2 separate regions of the Mus musculus genome follow, and region 1 is linked to region 2. Evidence: chromatin contacts called from ENCODE POLR2A ChIA-PET data. All regions are on one chromosome and are shown on one strand. Each heading gives the region's core, a stretch centred on a gene start or an enhancer-like site at or near the end of the contact. The rest is flanking DNA. Distances are from core to core; before and after follow the strand shown.

Region 1 (2,918 bases), core at 43-2,542, 140 kb before region 2:
AAATTGCTGTTCATCACTACAGGAAGTCAGGACAGGAACTCAAGCAGGTCAGGAAGCAGGAGCTGATGCAGAGGCCATGGAGGGATCTTTCTTACTGGCTTGCTCAAGTTGCTTTCTTATAGAACCCAAGACTACCAGCCCAGAGATGACACCACCCATGGTGGGCCCTCATGCCTTGATCACCAACTGAGAAAATGCCCCACAGCTGGATCTCATGGAGTCACTTCCCCAACTGAAGCTCCTTTCTCTGTGATAACTCCAGCCTGTGTCAAGTTGACACCCAAAACCAGCCAGTACAGATGGCATCTCAATTCCTCAATGGAGATAGTCAACACTTTTAAAAATAGTTATTATTTTTGTTTCTCGTTTTAAACTGTCTATTCATTTGCACATTCGTTGATTGGCAAAACTTAGGACTTTGCTAAGCATACCTAATGGATACTGAAACTTTCTAATGGATTACTATGGTAGTTTAAATATGCTTGGCCCAGGGAGGTGTGTCCTTGTTGGAGTGGTTGTGGCCTTTTTGGAGGAAGTGTGTCGCTGTGGGAGATGGGCTTTGAGATACTTCTCCCAGTTGCTGTTTGAATCTTTTCCTGTTTGAATTTAGAACAAGATATACAACTCTTACCTCCTCCAGTGCCACGACTGCCTGGATGCTGCCATGCTTCCTGCATTGATTATAATGGACTGAACCTCTGGACCTACAAGCAAGCACCAATTAAATGTTGTCCTTTATAAGAGTTGCCTTGGTCATAATGTCTCTTCACAGCAACGGAAACCCTCACTAAGACAATTACTTAGGATACAAATTAAGTATACACTCAGATATATGTGTGGAAATATAAAAACTAACATTTCAAAGAGTTAAAGCTGTCTCTGGAAGCAGGGCTAAAAGGGATAGTGTCTGTCCTTGGGCAGTTTTGTACTATTGGGTTTCTAAAATTATGCACACATTAGTAGAAATAAAGTAATACTTTTAAAGTAAACCCACCCGTCCAAAGATTTAAGATGTCAATCTTGTTACAGCTGATTTCCCCAAGTTTTTCTTTTCATATTTCAGTTTTAGTTGATGTATATTTTTATCTACTATAATTTGTTTTTCTCTAAAATATGAATTTATCCTAAAGAAACTTAATTAGTCTCATTTACTTCCCCAAATCATCTTTCAGTACTCTTATGTTAGTTATTTATATGGTTGTTTCTGCATGATCTATGCACCAGGCGACAGGTGATTCGTGAGACACAACACTCAGCGAGCAATCAGCGAGGCTCCTGCCGGTTCCCGTACAGCTTCAACGTCACTTCCGGGGTCAGCCAAATGCTATGGCCGCTAACGCAGAGCCGAGGCGGCGGCCAGGAGTTGGGGTCGGCGTGGTGGTGCTGAGCTGCGAGCATCCTCGCTGCGTCCTTCTGGGGAAAAGGAAAGGATCGTTTGGAGCCGGCAGTTTCCAGCTTCCTGGGGGCCATTTGGAATTCGGGTGAGCAGGACGACCTCCGGGAAGCGGAAGCTTCGGGAATATCACTAGTCCGCACGCCATTCTCGGTCCGTGTGACGCGCTTCAGTGCGCAGTTGAGTTCCGCGAGCTCTCTACGGCCCCGGTGTCCTCCGGGATCCAGCCAGGAGGGGGTGCTGTGCCAGTACCCGGGCCCCGTTAGTCCTCGCTCTGCCCTCTCCTGGCTGCAAGTGGAAGTCGTTTGTATTTCTTAGTGTTTACAGAGAAAGTGGATGTTAACTGGGACTTTTCCTTTTGCCCCATGAGATTTAAATATATCAGAGTTTTGTGAGGCTGGCCCCGCCGCTTCTGCGATGTGGATGTGTCAGTCCCACAAAGGGGGAAGGGTAGCTAAGTCAGTTTCTGTGCAATCGTGAAGAAACCCTGGCTCTGCTCAAAAATGTGTTCTAATCCGAGAGTGTGCCTTAAAATACAATAAAAGTATCTAAGACATCCAGATTCGGTGTGATTTCCTTTAGTCTTGTATAGTAATATAAAATAATGTAGTGTTATAAAACACTTGGAAGGTAAAGCTTCAAGCCTTCCTACGCCTTATCTAACAAGCACCATACTTGATTCTGTAGACAATTTCAAAGGAAATCTGAGACTTCCTATTATGTAATTATCTGGGTCACTATTATCTAATAGGCTTATTTAGTTATAAGAGACCGAGATCTGCCTGCCTCAGTTTTCTGAGTGTTGGGATTATGGCGTGATGGATTCACTGGATGGAGGAGCCTCTCACTGGCTCTCCATGACAGGGAAACATTACCAGGCTGACAACTTCCTTCCTCTTGATGGTAACCTGTACTTTCCTATGTGGCCTGGAAGTACAAGTGTTGCATGCCCCTTAATGCTAATCATCTCTTTCTCTGTTGCCTAATTGCCTCAATTTTTAGGCTTAAACTGGAATTTTGAAGCATAAGGAAGGCATTTAATGCACTTTCAAAACACAACCCGAAAGGAACATTAATTAATGTTTCTTTTTTTCCTGGGTACAGTTGACTCAGAAGCCTGGGTTTTGTTGTTGTTGGGTTGTTTTTTATTGTTGTTTGTTTGTTTGGTTGGTTGGTTTTGTTTTGGGTTTTGGGGAGTGGTTTTTGTTGGGTTTTGTTTTTGTTTTTAGAAATAGGGTTTCTCTGTACAGTCTTGGATGTCCTGGAATTCCCTCTGTAGACCAATCTGGCCTCAAACTCACAGAGGTTCACCAGGCTCTGCCTCTAAAGTACTCGGACTAAAGGCGTGTACCACCACCACCCAGAGAAAGCCTGGGTTCTTACCTGACACACTAAACTGCACCCTTGCTGCCTAAGTCTATCTCCAGACCTAGGAATTAATGCTGTTGTTAAGTGTTAATTTTTGCATAACCTAAAGCTCTTTGGGTCTTCAAATCACTAAATATAGAATATGCATAATGTCAAG
Region 2 (2,700 bases), core at 180-2,679:
TCTGCTTTCTTGTCTTGGCTTCCAGTGTGACTCTGGAATGACAATCTGCTTTCCTCTGCTTACTTTTTTTTTCTCTATTTATAAAACCATCCACCCCCTCACCTTCTCTTTCATGAAACGGAGTCCTACTCAGTCCCAGAGGCAAAAATAGAAATATGGGAATGGAGAGACGGCTCGGCAGTTAAAAGCATTTGTTGCTCTTCCAGAAGACCCAAGGCTTGGTTCCCAGCAACCGCATGGCGGTTCTCAACCATTTGTAACCCCAGTTCCACGGGACTTGACTCATTTTTCTGACTTCCTTAGGCACAGGTACATGTAGGCAAAAAAAAAAAAAAAAAAAAAAAAAAAAAATCATAGGCATAAAAATTAAATATTTAAAAATAAAAAGAAATAAAGATAATTCCCTCCTTGAATAGAGCCAGGGGCTCAAGAACTCTGGTCTCAACTGCTGTCTTCAAGGTTGGCCTAGGCCAGAGCTCACACAGCAGAATCCTTCTGGCCAACAGACACTCCTGTAGGTGGACAAGGAGAGGATATGGAGAAGGCTACAGGATCAGTCATTTGACCAAAGGACCATCTGGAGACATGGCTGTAAACCCAGTGTGTGGGCCAATGTCTTCTGTCAACCAGAAGCAAAAACCTCTTCAAAAAAGGAGAATTTTTTATTTTGAAGAAAAATAAGAACTTGTCCTAAGTACGTTGTCACAAATCACAGATTGGCCTAAGGCAAATATGGTTTTTTGTTTTGTTTTGTTTTGGCTTGCTTATACAAATGAGCTCGGTTGGTACATTTTGTTTTACCAGTTTAGAATTTTAGGAATACAAATGGATGAAGAGGGTTCCTGGTCATTGGCTTGAGATTAGGCTGGGCAGGAACTGACCTCTGAGGGAGGAAGAAAAGACCAGCTTAGTCAACCAGGCAACACCTTAGGGTGAGGTCTGTGGGAGATAAGTCAGATCACCAGGACACTAGGACACAGTGCTTCAAATATTCCTATGCTCTACTAAGTCGCTTACTAATAAATGATTAAACGGAGCTTTTGGGTTTGTTTGTTTGTTTTTCTCACACAAAAATTCCATGGCCTTTGGGCTCACAATCAAAGAGAATTTGGTGCTACCAGAAGTTAACTTATCCTACGTAGCCAACCGACAGAGTTCACCCCATTTTCTTATCAACTTGCAACACTGGGCCCCTGAGGAGAACTAGTTGGAAGCAAATTCAGAACCGGAAAATCCAGGCAGCCCAGAGGGGCAACAAGTCCTAGCTCAACCAGGCGCGCCCTCCACAAAGCCTGGCCAGATTCCCGCTGAGTCCTGGGTGGGGGTGGGGGGAACCAGGGAGGGTCTGGCGTGAAGCCAGGCCCCGCCCCGCTCAAGGCCCCGCCCCTCCGGGCCCCCGCCCTGCGCCCGCGCCCCAGCTGCGAGGCCGGAAACCGCGCTGCACTGAGCCGCTGCTGCTGTCGCGCAGTCCGCTCCTCCGCTGCAGAGTCGTGCCCTGAGCTCGGCCGACAAGGCTGCCTTCGCAGCCGGGATCCTGCCAGCCGCGACCCCAGCCTTCGCCGTCGCCGCCTAGGGCGCCCCAGGCCGCACCATGGTGAAGGTGACGTTCAACTCGGCGCTGGCCCAGAAGGAGGCCAAGAAGGACGAGCCCAAGAGCAGCGAGGAGGCGCTCATCGTCCCTCCGGATGCCGTGGCGGTGGATTGCAAGGTCCTGGCTGGGGTCGCGGGCGGGGTCCCGGCGGCGGGGACGGTTTCCCGGACGGTCCTCCGCTCCCGGGTACCGTGGTGTGTGTGTGTGCAGCGAGCGGGGCGGGGTCCTGGCCCTGGCGACCCCCGAGGGGACAGTTGCACAGGTGTACGAGGTCCCGCGGCTTTGCACTTGGCTTGGTAGCCCGGGAACCTGCAGCGACAGGCACCGCCACCACCGAGTTTGGCACTTTTTTTCCAGTATAAATACTGTGCCTAAAATGGCTGACATCATAACAAGCCTAAACCTCTGTTGTTTCCTACTTTCGTTTCTAGGCTGAACAGCACTTGGACTAAGTCCAGCAACTGTAAGCATCTTCATTTTTTAAAAGCCCTTTTCTTTTACAAACTCCCTTGCCTACAAATGGCCTTCGGTGTTGGCAGGTGAACACCTTGGGGTCTGGAGAGAGAAGACAACAGTATACTGGGAGTAGTTTCTGGCTGGTGATTTTATTATTGTAACAAATATTCCAGGTGAAAGTAATTGCTATTGTGGCTGTTCCCATGTAACCCAACAGTTGACTTTTATCAGCCTCTTTGTGGGTACTTCTGAATAAGTGAAACTGGAACCAAAACATAGGAATTTGCTCCCATCCCTACAAAATAGGTAACCTTTGTGTTACCACATCCCCGGTTAGCACTGAGTGATGCTGTCACTGGATTCAATTTTTAAAAGTGATGTACAGTAATATTCTTTTAAATATAAATATAATTTTTGCCTAAGTTTTCTTTTTGCCTTTTTAGGGCTTCTGACATTTGATACCTATGAATACTAACAGCGGGTGCTGCTTCGTTTTTCACTAACACTTTTTAATACCTATTGTCACTTGGGTAATTTTAGTTTTGACTTAAAATCAGTCGTTTGTGTCCATGGTACAAGTAGTAAGGAGAGTTTTTGTTTTTGTTTGTTTGTTTTTTAATGATCTAATGAAAATTACTGTAAAGAAACAGGCC

The links. ChIA-PET counts read pairs that join two places held with the same protein, here RNA polymerase II (POLR2A).
Region 1: POLR2A ChIA-PET joins it to region 2 with 10 read pairs in Patski. The contact joins the promoter of Nudt15 here to the promoter of Itm2b in region 2. POLR2A ChIA-PET finds 5 or more read pairs at or near these places in 3 of 5 experiments (Patski and embryonic stem cell).

What each region holds. Positions count from the first base shown.
Region 1 is chr14:73,523,623-73,526,540 of GRCm38, reverse strand. Nudt15 (nudix (nucleoside diphosphate linked moiety X)-type motif 15) reads left to right here and starts at 1,292. Exons shown (of 3, transcript NM_001360484.1): 1 at 1,292-1,481. The coding sequence starts at 1,327. Gm41209 (a long non-coding RNA gene) reads right to left here and starts at 1,239. Exons shown (of 3, transcript XR_874819.2): 1 at 995-1,239; 2 at 632-704.
Region 2 is chr14:73,384,018-73,386,717 of GRCm38, reverse strand. Itm2b (integral membrane protein 2B) reads left to right here and starts at 1,429. Exons shown (of 6, transcript NM_008410.3): 1 at 1,429-1,708. The coding sequence starts at 1,592.